Linked DNA regions of Homo sapiens: region 2 is linked to region 1. The links are chromatin loops, found by intact Hi-C in ENCODE. Cell type or tissue: Caco-2. All regions are shown on one strand. Links, peaks and the distances in the headings refer to the core of each region. The heading gives the core; the rest is flanking DNA. Region 1 has its middle 110 kb from the start of DTWD1. Region 2 has its middle 220 kb from the start of DTWD1.

Region 1 (9,502 bases), core at 3,557-7,556:
AACCAGAGCACCTAAATATAGAAATCAAATAATATTCTATCTAAAAGGAGTGATAGACTGCAACATAAGAATTGTAGGGGACTTAGCATTCCACTTTCAGCAATGGACAGATCATCCAGACAGATCCATCAAAGAAACATGAGATTTAAAATGCACTCTAGATCAAATGAATCTGAGATTTGCAGAACATTTCCACTCAACAGCTGCAGAATACACATCCTTTTCATCAGCACATGGAACTTTCTCCAGGACAGATCATATTTTAGCTCACAAAACAAGTCTCAACAAATTTTTAAAAATCGAAATTATATCAAGTATTTTTTTTTTACCGCAATGAAATAAAACTAGAAAACAATAACAGGAGGAACTCTGGAAACTATACAAAGACATAGAAATTAAACAACATGCTCCTAAACAACAAATGGGTCAATAAATAATTTTAAATAAATTTTAAATATTCTTGAGATAAATGAAAATGGGAATGCAACATACCAAAATCAATGAGATACAGGAAAAGCAATTCTAAAAGTGAAGTTTATAGCAATAAAAACTTACATTAAAAAATTAGAAAGGTCCTAAATAACCTAATATTGTACCTCAAGAAATTAGATAAACATGAACAGGCCAGGCACAATGGTTTATGCCTGTAATCCCAGTGCTGCAGGAGGCCAAGGCAGAAGGATCACTTGAAGCCAGAAGTTTCAAACCAGCTTAGGCAAAAGGTGAGACCATGTCTCTACAAAAAGAAAAAAAAAAAAAAATTAACCAGGTGTGGGGGTATGTACCTGTGGTATTAGCTACTCAGCTAAGGTAGGAGACTGAGGTAGGAGGATCACTTGAACCCAGGAGTTTGAGGCTGCAGTGAGCTATTATTGCCACACTGCACTCCAGCCTGTGTGACAGAGCAGAACTGTGTTTGTTTCAAAACCAAAAAAAAAAAAAAGTAGAATGAAATAATAAAGATCAGAACAGAAATACAAATATAGACATAAAAAATGCAAAGATCAGCCAAACAAGGGTTGGTTTTTCTAAAATATAAACAAAATTGACAAATCTTTAAGCCAGACTAAGCAAAAACAGACAAAATTTAAATACATAAAATCAGAGATGAAAAAGGAGACATTACAACTGATACAACAGAAATATTTAAAATAACAGACTATTATAAATAACAATAGGCCAACAAATCAAAAAACCTAGAAAAATGGTTAAATTCCTGGACACATACAATCTTACAAATTGAATTATAAGAAATAGAAAATCTGAACAGACCAATACTGAGTAATGAGATTAAATCAATAATAAAATGTCTCCCAAAAAAGAAAAGCCTAGGACTGGAAGGAGTCACTGATGAATTCTACCAAACATTTAAAGAACTAATAACAATCATTCTAAAACTCCCCAAAATTAAAGAGGGAGCTCTTCCAAATTCATTCTATAAGGCTCTACAACAAAAAAATAGAAAACTATAGGCTAATGGTCCTGATGAACATAGATGCAAAAATCAACAAAATACTTGCAAGCTGAATTTAACAGCTCATTTAAAAAATTATTTGGGGAGGGGAGGTCAAGATAGCAGACTAGAAGCAGCTCATGTGTACAGCTCTCACGGAGAGAAAATAAAAGGGCTAGTAGTCATTGACCGTATAGGCCAATCATTTGAGAAACCATATCAGGATCCATCGAGGCAGCAGAAGGACACAGAGAACAGAGAGGAGCAAAGCTGGCACTGGCCTGTTTGGGCTCAGCATGGAGCCAGGAGAACATCTCCAAAAGCAAAAGGGAGGGTGAGTGAGTGAATGAATGAGAGCCCATTTGGGGGATTCACACTCTCCACAGGAACCTATGCACACCAGGAACAGAAAAATGCCCCTGGCCTCACTGCATACCCTCACCACACTTCTAGATTGAGGCAGAGAGCCACGCAGACATTTTCCAAGGGCAACTCTTGAATCCAAGGGGACCTCTACAAGCCTTGGGCCCTGAAGTAGACCAGCACAGATACCATAGCCCCAATAGAGGCCACAGTTGCAGTGCCTGGGAGCAATAAGATTGCTCCACACCCCCTCACCAGGCGGTGCTCAGTACCAGGTTCTGGCTCAGCAGTCCCACTTCTGTGTAAACTCAGCCAGAAGGTGCAGCCTCTTGTCCCAGGAAACACCTAGATAGCAAAGTGGGTGATCCCACCCTCACCCACCACTGGTAGCCAGGCAGTCAACACCTGCTAGAGCTTCTGGCCCAGTGGTCCTGCTTCTGTGTGAACTCAGCCAGAGGGTGCAACCTCTTGTTGTCCTGGGAAGAACCCAGATGGAAGGGTGAGTGGCCCAACCCCTTCCCATCACTGGTAGCCGGCAGGAAATGCCTGCTAGGGTTTCCAGCCCAGCAGTCTTGTTTCTCTGGGGCCTCAGCTTATGTATATAGCCTCCTGTTTTCCCAGTAAGCATCTAGATTGCAGGGCAGGCTACCTCACTCCCCCAACCCTGCATTGGTAGGGAGGCAACTCCTATTTAAGCTTCCAGCCCAGCAGTCCCACTTCTGCCTGAACTCAGCCAGCAGGAGCAGCCTACTGTTGTCCTGGGAAATACCCAGCAGGGCAGTAACCCCACTGTATTGGTCTGTTCTCACAGTGCAATGAAGAAATACCCAAGACTGGGTAATTTATAAAGGAAAGAGGTTTAATTGACTCACAGTTTTGCATTGCTGGGGAGGCCTCAGGAAATTTACAATCATAGCAGAAGGCAAAGGAGAAGCAGGCACCTACTTTACAGGGTGGCGGAATGAAGTCAGTGCAAGCAGGGGAAATGCCAGACACTTATAAAACCATCAGATCTCATGAGACTCATTCACTATCATAGGAACAGCACTGGGGAAACCACCTGCATGATCCAATTACCTCCACATGGTCACACCCTTGACATGTGGGGTTTATGGTGTAGCAGGACGAGCCGCAGACAAAACTCCTGAGACACCAAGTTAAGGAAGGGGTTTATTCGGCCGGGAGCATCGGCAAGCCTCCTGTCTTAAGAGCCGAGCTCCCTGAGTGAGCAATTCCTGTCCCTTTTAAGGACCCACATCTCTAAGGGGGTCCACATGAGAGGGTTGTGATCGATTAAGCAAGCAGGGGGTAAGTGACTGGGGGCTGCATGCACCGGTAATCAGAACAAAACAGAACAGGACAGGGATTTTCACAGTGCTTTTCCATACAATGTCTGGAATCTATAGATAACATAACCAGTTAGGTCAGGGGTCGATCTTTAACTACCAGGCCCAGGGTGCGGCCCCGGGCTGTCTGCCTCTGGATTTCATTTCTGCCTTTTAGTTTTTACTTCTTCTTTCTTTGCAGGCAGAAATTGGGCATAAGACAATATAACGGGTGGTCTCCTCCCTTAATGGGGATTACAATTCAAGGTGAGATTTGGCTGCGGACACAGAGCCAAACCATATCATTCTGTCCCAGCCTCTCTTAACTCTCATATCTTTTCACATTTCAAAACCAATCATGCCTTCCCCAAAGTCCCCCAAAGTCTTAACCATTTCAGCATTAATAAAAAGTCCACAGTCCAAAGTCTCATCTGAGACAAGGCAAGTCCATTCAGCCTATGAGCCTGTGAAATCAAAAGCAAGTTAGTTACTTCATAGATACAATGGGGGTACAGGCATTGGGTAAATAAAGCTGTTCAAATGGGAGAAATTGGCCAAAACCAAGGGGCTGCAGGCCCCATACAAGTCCAAAACCCAATAGGGCAGTCATTAAATCTTTAAGTTCCAAAATGATTTACTTTGACTCCATGTTTCAAATCCAGATCACGCTCATGCAGGAAGGGTGTTCCCATGGCCTTGGGCAGCTCTGCCCCTGTGGCTTTGCAGGGTACAGCCCCCCTCCTGGCTGCTTTCATGAGCTGGTGTTGAGTGTCTGTGGCTTTTCCAGGCACACAGTGAAAGCTGTTGGTGGATCTAACATTCTGGGATCTGGAGGATCTACTAGGCAGTGCCCCAGTGGAGACTTGATGTGGAGGCTCTGACCCACATTTCCCTTCCACACTGCCCTAGCAGAGGTTCTCCATGATGGCTCTGCCCCTGCAGCAAACTTTTGCCTGGACAACCAGGCATTTCCATACACCCTCTGAAATCTAGGTGGAGGTTCCCAACCTCAATTCTTGACTTCTGTGTACTGCAGGCCCAACACCATGTGTAAGCTGACAAGGCTTGAGGCTTGAACCCTCCGAAGCAACAGCATGAGCTGTACCTTGGCCCTTTTTAGCCATTACTGGGGGGGCTGGGACACAGGGTGCCAAGTCCTTAGGCTGCACACATCAGGGGAGCACTGGGCCAGACCCAGAAAACCATTTTTTCCCTCTTAGGCCTCAGGGTCTATGATGGGAGGGGCTGCCACAAGGTCTCTGACATGCCCTGGAGACATTTTCCCCATTGTCTTGGTGATTACATTTGGCTCCTCATTATTTATGCAAATTTCTTCAGCTGGCTTGAATTTCTCCCCCAAAATGGGTTTTTCTTTTCTACTGCTTCATCAGGCTGCAAATTTTACGAACTTTTATGCTCTGTCAGCTCTTGAATGCTTTGCTGCTTATGAATTTCTTAGAAATGTCTCCCAGATACCTTATATCAACTCGTTCAAGTTCAAAGTTCCACAGATCTCTAGGGTAGTGGCTGTCACGCGCATCCCTGTGAAGAGACCACCAAACAGGCTTTGTGTGAGCAACAAGGCTCTTTATTTCACCTGGGTGCAGGTGGGCTGAGTCCAAAAAGATAGCAAAGAGTGGTGGGATTATCATTAGTTGTTATAGGTTTTGGGATAGGTGGTGGAGTTAGGAGCAATGTTTTGTGGGCGGGGGGTGGATCTCACAAAGTACATTATCAGGTGGGGAGAATTTCAAAGAATCTTCTTAAGGGTGGGGGAGATTACAAAGAACTTTCTTAAGGGTGGGGGAGATTACAAAGAACCTTCTTAAGGGTGAGGGAGATTACAAAGTACATTGATCAGTTAGGGTGGGGCAGAAACAAATCACAGTGGTGGAATGTCATCAGCTAAAGCTATTTTCACTTCTTTTGTGGATCTTCAGTTGCTTCAGGCCATCTGGATGTATACCTGCAGGCTTGGGCTCAGAGACCTGACAGTGGCAAAATGCCATCAGTCTGTTTGCTAAAGCACAGTAAGAGTCACCTTTGCTCCAGTTCCCAGTAACTTTCTCATGCGCATCTAAAACTGCCTCAGCCTGGACTTCATTGTCCATACCACTATCAGCATTTTGGTCAAAACCATTCAATAAGTCTCTAGGAAGTTCCAAATTTTCCTGGATCTTCCTGTCTTCTTCTGAGCCCTCCAAACTGTTCCAACCTCTGCCTGTTACCCAGTTCCAAAGTCATTTCTACATTTTCAGGTATCTTTATATCGGCACCTTACTACTTTGGTATCAATTTACTGTATTAGTAGATTTGCACCCTGCTATGAAAAAATACCTGAGACTAGGTAATTTATAAAGGAAAGAGGTTTAATTGACTCACATTTCCACATTGCTGGGGAGGCTTCAGGAAACTTACAATCATTGTGGAAGGCAAAGGAGAAGTGGATGCTTCTTTACACGGTTGCGGGAAGGAGTGAGTGCAAGCAGGAGAAATACCAGACACTGATAAACCGTCAGATCTCATGAGACTCACTCACTGTCATGAGAACAGCATCAGGGAAATCGCCTCCATGATCCAATTACCTCCACCTGGTCCCACGCTTGATACATGGGGATTATGGGAATTACAACTTGAGGTGAGATTTTGGTGGCAACACAAAGCCAAACCATATCACCCCCTCACCCTCATTGCTGGTCACCAGGCAAGAAATGGCAGCTGGAGCTTCTAGCCCAGTGTTTCTGCTTCTATGTGAACTCAGCCAGTGGGCACAGCCTCCTGTTGTTCTGAGAAACACCCAGATGGCAGAGTGGGTGACTCCACCCACCCCCAGCTGTCACAAGCAGGTGAACAATACTGGCTAGAACTTCCAAACAAGCAGTCCTCCTTCTGTCTAAATTTACTGAGGGGCATAGCCTCTTGTTGCCCAGGAAACACCTGGAAGACAGGATGGGAAACTCCATCAACCCCTGCTTCTCAAATCCAGACAGGCCACACTGGCTAGAACTTCCACCCAGCAGTCCTGCTCCTGCCCGAAGTCTGCAAGCAAGTGCAACCACATGTTGCTATGGAAAGCACACAGACAACAGATTAGGGCAGACCTGGCAAAGATATGGCCTGTCTGCCATCTTCAGCCCCTGTTTGAGGGAGGCCTACGGACCAGAACCCCATGCATAAAAGTAATGTGGGCATAGAAACAGTAATCGGAGGGGCTCCTTCAAGACCCAGGAGCAGACTAGAGTTGAAGCCGGTGGACTCAACCTACCTCACACCACAATCAAACCTCAAAGGACAACAAAGAAGATAAAAGCAAAAACAGCCATCCAAAAAACAGCAGCTTCAAAGATTAAAGGAACGTCAGCCAACACAGATGAGAAAGAACCCACACAAGAATTCTGGCAGCTCAAAAAGCTAGAGTGACTTTTTACTTCCAAACGACTGCACTAGCTTCCTATCGATGATTCTTAACCAGGCTGAAATGGCAGAAATGTCGGAAATAAAATACAGATTATGGATAGAGTGAAGATCATTGACATGCAGAAGAAAGTTTAAACTCAATCCAAGGAATCTAAATAATATAATAAAATGATACAGGAGATAAAAGACAAAGTGGTCATTTTAAGAAAGAACCAAACCAAACTGACAGAGCTGAAAAACTTGCTTCAAGAATTTCATAATACAATTGAAAGTGTTAATAGTAGAATTGACCAAGCTAATGAAAAAAATCTCAGAGGTCAAAGACCAGTTCTGCAGACTGTGACTTTTGTCACAGTCAGACAAAAATAAATAAGAAAAAATAAAGAAGAATGAACAAAATCTCCAAGAAATATGGGATAATGTAAAGAGACCAAATCTATGACTCATTGGTGTCATAGATTGGTGAAAGAGAGGGAGAAAAAGCAAGCAACTTGGAAAACACATTTGAGAATATCATCCATGAAAATTTCTTCAACCACGCCAAAGAGTCCAACATTCAAATCAAGTAAATGCAGAAAATGCCTGTGACATACTATACAAGACAACCACAACCAAGGCAAAAAGTTATCAAATTTTCCAAGGCTGAAATGAAAGAAAAAATGATAAAGGCAGCTAGAAAGAAGGGGCATATCACCTACAAGGGGTATAAGCCCATCAGGCTTACAGCAGACACTGCAGTAGAAACTACAATCCAAGAGAAATTGAGGGCCTATATCCAGCATTCTTAGAGAAAAGAAATCCCAACAGAGAATTTTATATCCAGCCAAATGAAGCTTCAAAAGGGAAGAAGAAATAAGATCCTTTTCAGATGAGCAAATGCTAAGGAAATTCCTTACCACTAGATCTACCTTGAAAGAGATCCTTAAGGGAATGCTAAATATGGACAGGAAAGACCATTATTGGTCACCACAGTAACACACAACTACTTAGACTATTCACACTATGAAACAATCACATGATCAAGTCTACGTAATAACCCGTAAGAAACATGATGACAGAATCAAACCTGCACATATCAATATTAACCTTGAATATAAGAGAGCTAAATGCCCCAAATTAAAAGGGACAGAGTGGCAAGATGAATAAAGAAGCAAGACCCAACTGTATTGAGGGCCTATATCCAGCTATCCACGAGAGAACCATCTCACATGCAATGACATGTGTAAGCTCAAAGGAAAATAATGGAGAAAAATGTACCAAGCAAATGGAAAACAGAAAAAAGCAGGGGTTGCTAATCTAATTTCAGTCAAAGCAGACTTTAAACCAACAACAATCAAAAAAGACAATAAAGGGCATTACATAATGGTAACAGGTTGAGTTCAATGAGACCTAACAGTCCTAAATTTACCTGTACCCTATACAGGAGCACCGAGATTCATAAAGCAAGTTATTAGATCTCTGAAGATACTTAGATAACCACAAAATAATAGTGGGAGACTACAACACCCTCACTGACAGTATTAAACAGATCACTGCAGCAGAAAACTAACAAAGATATTCAGGACATGAATTTGACATTGGACTAAATGGTCCTAACAGATATCTACAGAAATCTCCACCCTACACCAAGAGAATGTACATTCTTCTTATCTGCACATGCCACATACTCTAAAACTGACCACACAATCATTCATAAAAGAATCCTCAACACATTTGAACAAACCAAAATTATACAAAACACATTCTCAGACCACAGCAAAATAAAAATAGAAATCAATACTAAGAAAATTGCTCAAAACCATACTACTGCATGGAAATTAAACCACTTGCTCCTGAATGACTTTTGGGTAAATAATAAAATTAAGGCAAAAATTGAGAATTTATTTGAAGCTGATGGCAACAAAGATACAACATACCAAAATCTCTGGGCCACAGCTAAAGCAGTTTTGGATGGAAGTTTATAGCGCTAATGCCCGCATCACAAAGTTAGAAAGATCTCAAATTAACAACCTAACATCACACCTAACATCACACCTAGAGGAAGTACAGAAACAAGAGCAAACCAACCCCAAAGCTAGCAGAAGAGAAGAAATGACCAAAATCAGAGCTAAACTGGAGGAAATTGAGACATGAAAAACCATACAAAAGATCAGCAAATATACAGGTTGGTTCTTTGAAAGAATATAATAAGATTGATAGACTACTAGCTAAACTAATAAAGAAAAAAAAAGAGAAGATCCAAATAAACAAGTAGAAATGACAAATTGGGACATTACCGTAGACCTCACTGAAATACAAAAACAAAACAAAACAAAACAAAAAAACCCCTTAGAGACTGCTATGAACACCTCTAGCACAAAAACTAGAAAAGCCAGAAGAAATAGATACATTCTTGGAAACATACAACCTCTCAAGATTGAACCAGGAAGAAATCAAATTCCTGAATGACCAATAATGAATTCCAAAACTGAATCAGTAATAAAAAGCCTACTAACCAGAAAAAGCCCGAGACCAGAGAAATTCACAGCCAGATTCTACCAGACATATATAAAGAACAGCTGATACCATTCCTACTGAAACTAGTCCAACAAATGAAGAAGGAGGGACTCCTCCCTAACACACTCCATGAGGCCAGCATCATCCTGAACTAAACCCTGGCAAAACACAATGAAAAAAGAAAACTACAGGCAAATATCCTTGATAAATATCGACACAAAAATCCTCAACAAAACAGTAGCAAACCAAATCGAGCAGCACATCAAAGCCTACCATCATCAGTAGGCTTTAATCCTGAGATGTAAGGTTGGTTCAACATATGCAAATCAACAAATGTGAGTCACCACATGGACAGAACTATAAACAAAAACCACATGATCATCTCAATAGATGCAGAAAAAGCTTTCAATAAAATTCAACATCCATTCATATTAAAAGCCTTCACCAA
Region 2 (9,502 bases), core at 3,654-7,653, 110 kb after region 1:
CGGGGGTCAGGGACCCACTTGAGGAGGCAGTCTATCTGTTCTCAGATCTCCAGCTGTGTGCTGGGAGAACGACTACTCCCTTCAAAGCTGTCAGAGGGACATTTAAGTCTGCAGAGGATTCTGCTGCCTTTTGTTTGGCAGTGCCCTGCCCCCAGAGGTGGAGTCTACAGAGGCAGGCAGGCCTCCTTGAGCTGCAGTGGGCTCCACCCAGTTCGAGCTTCCCAGCCGCTCTGTTTACCTACTCAAGCCTTGGCAATGGCGGGCGCCCCTCCCCTAGCCTTGCTGCTGCCTTGTAGTTTGATCTCACACTGCTGTGCTAGCAATGAGTGAGGCTCCGTGGGCGTAGGACCCTCCGAGCCATGCACGGGATATAATCTCCTGGTGTGCCATTTGCTAAGACTGTTGGAAAAGCGCAGTATTGGGGTGGGAGTAACCCGATTTTCCAGGTGCCATCTGTCACCCCTTTCTTTGACTAGGAAAGGGAATTACCTGACCCCTTGTGCTTCCCGGGTGAGGCAATGCCTCGCCCTGCTTCGGCTCATGCTCAGTGCGCTGCACCCACTGTCCTGCACTCACTTTCTGACACTCCCCAGTGAGATGAACCCGGTACCTCAGTTGGAAATGCAGAAATCACCCGTCTTCTGTATCACTCACGCTGGGAGCTATAGACTGGAGCTGTTCCTATTCGGCCATCTTGGCTCCACCCCCCCCGAGAAATCTTAAACGCAATTATGCACAAGGGCAACAGGTCCCAGTAACATCTTTAACATTATGGGCTTTAGTCAGTGCTGCTTTGGACCCACTCTACATGGAAGAGTCTAAAAAGGGAAGGGAGGAGGAACTATCCCCTACCTTACCACCTCCTCCTCCTCCCTCAGCCCCACCATTACCAGATAAAAGTACAAAAGAGAAAACGGGGATTTTTCCTAAGTCCCCTCCTCGAATATATTAATTGGAAAAAAGACAAGGTCCCACACTACAGCTATGGGACCCTGTCTTAGGCAGGCAGCATTAGAAGGGGAGCTCTTGGCCTGCCTGGTAATGCAAGATTGACAAGGCAATCAGGTATATGAGCCCATTTCTTTTGATGCTTATAAAGATATAAGAAAAAGCATTAAAGAAAATGGAGCCACTAGCCCATTTACGAAAGGACTAACTGAAACCATAGCAGACAACTTCCATATGACCCCATGGGACTGGTTAGTGCTAGCTAAAACAACTTTAGAGCCCAGTCAATAACTCCTCTGGAAGGCAGAATATGATAAGTTGTGCGAACAAGCCAACCAGAATCAATTGGCTGGGCAAGACATAACAGCTGCTATTCTGCAGGGGAGGGGTCCCTATGCCAATGTACAACAATTAAGTTTTGTTCCCCAAGCCTATGCCCAAGTGTTTTTGTGTGCTCTTAGGGCTTGGGACCGAATTCCCGAAAGCGGAGTTCAACAGGGATCTTTTATAAATGTCCGACAAGAGCCTCAGGAGCCATTTGTTGAATTTGTCAATCTGTTAACCCAGGCAATTAAAAGACAAATTAGTCATGTGCAGGCCACTGATATCTTATTGTTGCAGTTGGCTTATGAAAACGCTAATGTGGATTGCCAACAGGCAATGCAGGCAATCAGAGGAAAAGCAGCTACAGTTGGGGAATTTATATGAACGTTTCAACTGGTAGGGACTGAAACACACAAAGCCAAAATATTGCCTATGGCATTAAAGCCTCCTAAAGAGAAAAGGGAGAAAAACCCAAATTGTGTTCTATGTAGAGAGCCAGGTCATATGAAGCGGGAATGCCCCAATAGTAGAGACCAAGTTAACTCAGAAAAGAACCCCCTTCTGTATGTCGCCAATGTAAAAAGGGGAAACATTGGGAAAATCAATGCAAGTCCAAATTTGATAAAAACAGCAAACCCCTAGGCGAGAAACTTCATAAGGGGCCAGCCCCAGACCCTGCTCCAAACTGGGGCAATGCCAATGGCTTTCCTTGGTCAGATGGAAAGCCCACAGTCCTCTCTCTCAGAGCAGCCACCTCTGGGAGCACAGGCCTGGACTTACTCTGCCCCAGCAAATTAGTGCTAAAAGAAGGAGAAGATCCTAAAAGGGTTGCAACAGGGATCTGGGACCCACTGCCTCTGGGAACAGTGGGATTAGTCCCAAGGTGATCAAGCCTATCCAGTAGAGGAATCAATGTACGCACTGGAGTAAATGATAGTGATTACCAAGGTGAGATATTAGTTATGATGGAATGTAAAGGTCTGCATATTCTTCCCCCTGGATCAAAGATAGCTCAGTTACTACTCTTACCATACTGGGTCCCCAACACTCAGGGAAAGGAAAAGGGAAAGGGAAGTTTTGGAAACATGGGAGCCACAGGAGTATATTAGAACCAATTAATCACTGATCAGAGACCCATGATTACCTTAAAAATTGGAAATAAAAATTTTACTGGCTTATTGTACACAGGGGCAGACATTTCAATCATTAGTGATCAAAACTGGCTGAAAACTTGGCCTTGGGTCACTGAGAAACAAAAAATTGTTAACATCAGGGACATGCACACAGCCAAGCAGAGCACACATCCCCTGACATGTTGCGATTTGGAAGGGAGAAAAGCAGTTATACAACCTCTAGTCATGCCCATCCCTGTTAATCTTTGGGAACGAGACCTATTAGCCCAATGGGGGGTCACTCTGCAGAGCCCTTTTTAATAATGGCCACTGTTGCAATTCCTCCCCTACCCATGATGTGGCTCTCTCAAGATCCAATGTGGGTAGAACAGTGGCTTTTAAAGGGAGATAAATTACAAAGGGACCATGAATTAGTTGAGGAACAATTAAAAGCTGGCCATATAGAGCCATCAAACAGCCCTTGGAATTTGTCCATTTTTGTCATTCCCAAAAAGTCTGGTAAATGGAGACTTTTGCATGACTTACATGCTATCAATGCTAATTTGCAACCTATGGGGCCCCTTCAACAGGGGCTCCCTTCCCCTGTGGTGATTCTTCTAGATTGGTTTGTAGTCATTATTGACTTAAAAGACTGTTTTTATACTATTCCTCTTGCAAAACAGGGCAGGGAAAAATTTGTGTTTACAATACCAGCTATCAATAATGAAAGGTCAGTTTGCCAATTTCATTGGAAAGTACTTCCTCATGGAATGCTGGACAGTCCTACCATGTGTCAGTATCATGTAAATCAGACTTTGCTCCCCAGTAGAAAAGAATTTCCTAATTGCAAGATTATTCATTTTATGGATGATAAATTACTGGCAGCCCCACCAGAGCCAATACTTGTAAGTTTATATGCCTCTGTCAAAAAGAATACACAATTAAGAGGTTTAATCATAGCACCTGAAAAAGTACAGATGTCCTCTCCTTGGAAATATCCTGGATAGATACTAACTTCCCGGTCAGTAAGACCCCAGAAGGTTAAATTAAATACTAACAACTTACACACCTTAAATGATTATCAAAAAACACTAGGTAATATTAACTGGTTTTGCCCCACCTTAGGCATAACTATTTATAGGTTATAAGCCTGTTTTCTATCCTAAAAGGCAATGCAGCCCTAGACTCCCCCAGGTATTTAACCCCTGCAGCACAAAGGGAAATTGAGGAAATAGAGCAAACTATTTCTCAGAGGCAACTAGATAGCATAGGCCCATGATATTCAGTCCAATTATTTGTTTTTCCTACTAAACATTCCTCAACAGGATTAATAGGACAGATGGCCCCTGGGCTGCATTTTCTAGAACAGGTTTTTTGCTCACATATTGGGACTAAAACACTATCTCCCTATATCCAGCTAGTTAGTAAAGTTATCTATACAGGCTGCAGACGATGCAATCAATTGCTAGGTTATGACCCTGATGTCACAAAAATTCCCTTGCGTAAAAAACAATTCAAAGCAGTTTTGCCCTTATCTCTAGACCTGCAGATAGCAGCAGGCCATATAGAAGATGCCCTTCCTGCTGACAAACTACTTCAGATAGATAAGAGTACAAGTTCTTATCTTGTACTCCTGTAGTTATACCTACAAAAGTAGTTCACTCCCCCATACCTAATGTTTTAACGCTTTTTACTGATGGCTCTGGTAAAAATGGAAAAGCAGTTATCTAGTGGGAACTGCATAACTCCCTCACTCCATCTGGATTTACTAGCACTCAGACAGCTGAGGTTGGAGCCCTAATATTGGCCCTAGAAATCTTTTCTGCTCAATCTATCAATATTGTTAGTGACTCTGCTTACTCCATTTATTTATTGCAGTACCTTGAGACAGCCCTCATTAAGTCTACTCTTGAGCCCACCCTGTGTACACATTTTCTTTGACTTCAGCAATTGCTAGATCAATGTACACATCCTATTTTTATTACACACATTCGGGCCCACACCTCACTCCCCAGGCCACCAGCTTATGACAATAATCAAGCAGACCTGCAGGTTATGACATCATTGCTTGACCAAGCCACCCAATCACACCAATTTTTCCACGAAAATTGGAGAAATTTATCTAAACAATTTCAAGTTACCCAAAGACTAGCTAAACAAATTATTTTACAATGCCCAGATTGCCAGCTCACAGTCACATCCCCTCCTTCAACAGGTGTTAACCTTAGAGGACTAGAACCTAATCAATTATGGCAAACAGATGTTACACACATCCCTGAATTTGGAAAACTAAGATATGTACATGTATCTGTTGATACCAGTTCCCATTTAATAAGCGCTCATGCTCTTCCTGGAGAGTCTGCCCAATATATCATTAAACATCTTCTCTTTACTTTTGTGTTTATGGAGTGGCCCACAAAAATTAAAACTGATAATGGTCCGGCTTATGTCAGCTCACAATTTCAACAATTTTGTCACACGTGGAACATCCAACATTCCACAGGCATCCCTTAAAACCCCTAAGGACAGGCCATAGTAGAACATGTCCACTCCACCCTTAAAAATATGCTCAAAAAACAGAAAAGAAGGAATATGGGTAAGGACCCTGCAACACTATTGGCAAAAGCCTTATTTACCCTTAATTTTTTAAATGTAGATGATAAATTTCAATCAGCCATAGAAAAGCATTTTGCAAAATGCTCTCAAAACATAAAACCTGCGGTTTTACGGAAACATGTAAATAGTAATGTATGGTGTGGTCCAAATGATTTGCTAACATGGGGAAGAGGACATGCTTGTGTTCACACCCCCTCAAGCCCTCTTTGGATTCCAGCATGACTCATCAAACCATACCATGGCATGGCTAGGATCCAACCCGGTACCAGAAATGAAGGAAATGACCCTGCAGGACCCGCAGCCCCAGTTGATGCAGCTTCCTTGGATGACACAGGCCCCGGACATTACCTGGGGAATGCTGAAGAAGAAAACTCAGGAGGCTGAGCAAATCCTGCTCCAGACACAGACACCATTCATTCCAGATAATCTGTTCCTTGCTATGCTTTCTGTTGTACATTGCAAGTCTCACAGAGTATTAACCTTTCTTATTCTCTCACTCTGCCTGCAACCCGCACCTGCTACACTCTATTGGGCTCATCTCTTAGATCCATCTTTCTTCTGCCCTGTTACCTTGGCAGACACGCCCTTCCAGCCTCTAATAACATAACTGCTTGGCTGGGAGGGATTGAGTTGCCCCCGGTAGGGTCCCTCATTAATAACACACATTGGACTAAGGTGCCAGGTAACGCTACATATCACTTCACAATCCTCCCACTGTGTGTAAGTTATAAAAGTTCTAACCCTTACTGTGTACCTGCCCAAACACAATTATGGCTACATTATGGCAAAGGAAATACCTTAACATTCTCGGTTGCAGGTAGCCTCTCTAGATAAGCTTATTTACGTATGTCATCCAGAGACCGACCTTTGATCATCCGCATGCAAGACTGCTCCCTGCAAGGGGGAATGACAATGTTAATTACCCATAGATTGTGTTGGCTCCAGGCCTTTGACATTATACCAGTACTGAATAAATACAAGCAGCTCCGGCTTATTGGGGCTGCTGACTCTTCGGCCACCTAGTGCCAGGCAGTCCCCTAGTCACTCTTTCATGGGATACCTGTGTCTGAGTATTCCTTTCATCTGTCGCTCAGCCAGGGTCTGCAGGACAGACCTGGCAATGTTGAGTTGAAGCTCAGTTGAGGTCTAACAGGAAATCCTGTTTATAAATCACCAGAAGGACAGCATCATAGAGGACTGTTTTCTATAGGATTCTAAAGATGCTGATTTTCTTCCTGCAAGATGCATTTTTCTGAGAATGGCTATTGCCACCACACACTCACAGGCCAAGGACCCCTCCTTAAAACTCTGACAAACATGGGGCAACCCAGCCTACGTTGAAGAGATGAAGAAAGAGCTTGAGGACCAGGCACAAGAGCTTTGTCTGCTCCACCTCCTGGCTCTAGGCTCAGACGGAGAAGGTGGGGTGCCAAAAGAAATTCCTCACATGTTTACTACCTTCCTTCTAATTTCCTGTCCCCTCTGTTGTTTATTGAGTGAAAAAGGATGGCTGTCTTATAAGGAACATCAGATAGCCTACTTCAAGTCCACAGTGATTTTCAGGACTGGCATTTGCTATTACTTTATAGGTCTGGCCAATGCCTGGTCCACGAGAGAGGTGTTCACGACCAAGGTGAGAAGGTACCACTTGCTTACATTTTTTGCCTCTAGTGCAAGTACATTCACCTTGATTCCTCTCCAGTCATGTGGTTTGAGTTACTTTGGCCAGAAGCAGCAACTGAGGCCCAATCTGTGCTGTGCCCACAGGAAACTTCACAAAGGTTTACGTACAGAAGCATTTGGGGCCATGTCTGTCTTGGCTATGGGGACAGGTGGGGCTAAGCCGGCATCTCTGCTGTCAGTTGCCAGACTGCAGAGAGAGGCCCTTGCCTCCTTCCACAAGGTGTTTCCAATAAAGGGGACATATTTCCTTCGTTAGAAATAAACACAGACTGACAATATCATAGCATTTCTTGGGAAAAGAAGAAAACAGTCTTCAAACGTCCTCTGTAAGCTCCTCTGATGTGCATCTAGGTGGGGCTGGCATGGTGAGGAGAGAAGTGTATTATGAGAAAGCAAGAAAAGCACCCACACCATTCCATCACTAGATTTGACTTCCCAAACTAAAGAGGGTAGGATGACATCTGCTTAGCTACATCATAGGCCATCAAGGCTTGAAGAGACATAGGGTGCAACCTCCCTATAATGCTGATGAGGACACAGAGCCCAGGGAGGCTGAAGGATCTGACCACCTTACACAGCAGTCAGGGCAGAGCTGAAGCTACAACCCGCAACTTCTAATTTCAGTCCAGTGTATTTTCTGAAGTACTCCATTTCATCCAACCATCTCAACAATTGAACAAATCTGTTCATGTGTGGTTGGTGCTATAAGGCAATGGTTTTCAACCTACAGTCATGTTGTGAACCTCTGGGATATTTGAAAAATTACCAACACTTGGGCCTCATACCCTGAGATTTCAATTTCATAGGTTTAGTGTGAGGCCCAGCATAGACATTCTTAAGAGCTCTCCACTTGATAGTCACAGAGTTGAGAGCCATTACTTTAAGGAATATATATGGGAAATACTGGCACTTTCCTCTCCATTTTGCTGTGAACTTCACATTGCTCTAAAAAGATAATGTCTTGCCTGGGCGTGGTGGCTCACGCCTGTAATTCCAGCACTTTGGGAGGCCAAGGTGGGTGGATCACAAGGTAAGGAGTTCGAGACCAGCCTGGCCAACATAGTGAAACTCTGTCTCTACTAAAAATACAAAAAATTAGCCAGGCGTGGTGGCGGGTGCCTGTAATCCCAGCTACTCGGGAGGCTGAGGCAGAAGAATCGTTTGATCCTGGGAGACAGAGGTTGCAGTGAGCCAAAATTGCACCACTGCACTCCAGCCCGGGCAACACTGTGAGACTCCGTCCAAAAAAAAAAGATAAAGTCTTAAGAAATAAAATAGGAATATAAAGATAAAAATGACATGTTTCTAGGATCTCATGAGGAGGCAAACAAATACATAAATAACTTCCAAGCTAGGTGCTACAGAAGGTCCAAGAATAATATGAATATAAGTGTGATCCTGCCTGAACTATGCTGTCTATGGCCACAGGACTAATTTGTGTTAACTCTACTGTTTGTTCCACCAAGGCAAAGCTTACTTACCTTCCAGGCCTATCTCAAATCACACCTCTTCTATGGGCCTTTTTAACAAGACTCCAAAAACAGCTGGCATGCCTCTTCTCTAAACTTCTACACTACCCACAGGCCATAGGCAAACAATTTAGCACCAAATTATATATTATTTTCATTGTTACACTATAGTAATAGTGAAATGAAAGCTTCTACTTGTTCAGTGCATACCATGTGCCAGCCACCCTTTATGTTTTCTACACAGTGCCACCCATGCTCCCAGGAGCTCTATGATGCTGGTATTAATATACCCATTATACACATTAGGAAACTGAAACTCAGAGATGTCAAGTGCCTTGCCCCCAACCAGACAGCTGGTAAAGACATGAATTCAGGTATGCATGTCTCTAGACATGTTGCTTTGTATCAAATACAAATAATACTTCTTTATTATAGCACGTACTCCTGACATATTATTTTGCAAACTGTAAACTTCTTTGCTGTTCATTCACTTGTTTAATTCTTACTACAGCCCCACTATCAATTCTATTTGTGAGGGAATTAAGTCTAGAAAAATTAGATACAATTGCTCAAGATTCCATAGCCTGGCCAGGAACCCAGGTGTTCTATTCCAAGTGCAGGGCCATTTCACTGCCCACATATCCATGTGCCGGGCTCTGTTCCATGCTAACCTGAAGTCCCCTGAGAGAAAGCCTGTGTTTGATGCTGCTTCTGTATTTCCCACTGATGCCAGATATGCAGCCTGTTGCTTCATTAATTGATTTGCCAAGAAGTAGCAAGAATGTCCCCAAGACACAGCCAGACCCTAAGGACTTGAAGAATGAAACCACAGCAATTCTTTGGGGGCTGAAAATAACTGCTGAGAAGACATGACTGTGGGTTATTTTTAGTGCCATGAATAAGTTGTATTCTAGAAAAAACAAACAAAACTCCAACCTTTCAGTCACCATTTTTGAAGGAATGATTCTCAACTATCTACATCAACTAACAGAAGCAAACAGCAAAAGCGAAAGAAGTGACCTGCCCATGACCAAAGGATGGATCAGTGGAAGAAAGTCAACTTCCTTTCTCCTTCTCCCCCAAAAGTTTCCAATTTAAATCCCCAAAATCTCCAATTTAAATCCCAGTTATCTGTCTATGACACAACAATGTCTCTTTAGCCATATCCCATCTCGTTTCGTAAAGGATTCAAAGTAGCTTGCAACATGAATAGATATAATAAGCAATGATAAAATATAAACAAGTAAAGACTACCAAGGCTGAGGAACATGTAAATATAAGAAGTCAAGTCCAAGAAAAAATGCCTTATTAGTCAGAGAGGAAACTGTCTAAAGCCCAAAAGACTGCACT

What was found. A loop is a pair of places that touch in the nucleus more often than their neighbours do. Peaks named below come from ENCODE experiments on the same cell type or tissue, not always from the same donor. Only the 100,000 strongest peaks of a DNase experiment are listed, where the experiment ranks them.
Region 2: it touches region 1 in a loop (3.0-fold over the local background); 1 of 110 quality-filtered maps calls a loop at or near these places.

What each region holds. Positions count from the first base shown.
Region 1 is chr15:49,729,121-49,738,622 of GRCh38, forward strand. No RefSeq gene overlaps it. Among named protein-coding and RNA genes, the nearest start is that of DTWD1, 110 kb to the left of the region's middle. In Caco-2, for the core only: no CTCF peak of the experiment used is centred there; a DNase peak (open chromatin) is centred at 5,140.
Region 2 is chr15:49,838,660-49,848,161 of GRCh38, forward strand. No RefSeq gene overlaps it. Among named protein-coding and RNA genes, the nearest start is that of DTWD1, 220 kb to the left of the region's middle. In Caco-2, for the core only: no CTCF peak of the experiment used is centred there; DNase peaks (open chromatin) are centred at 3,922 and 5,892.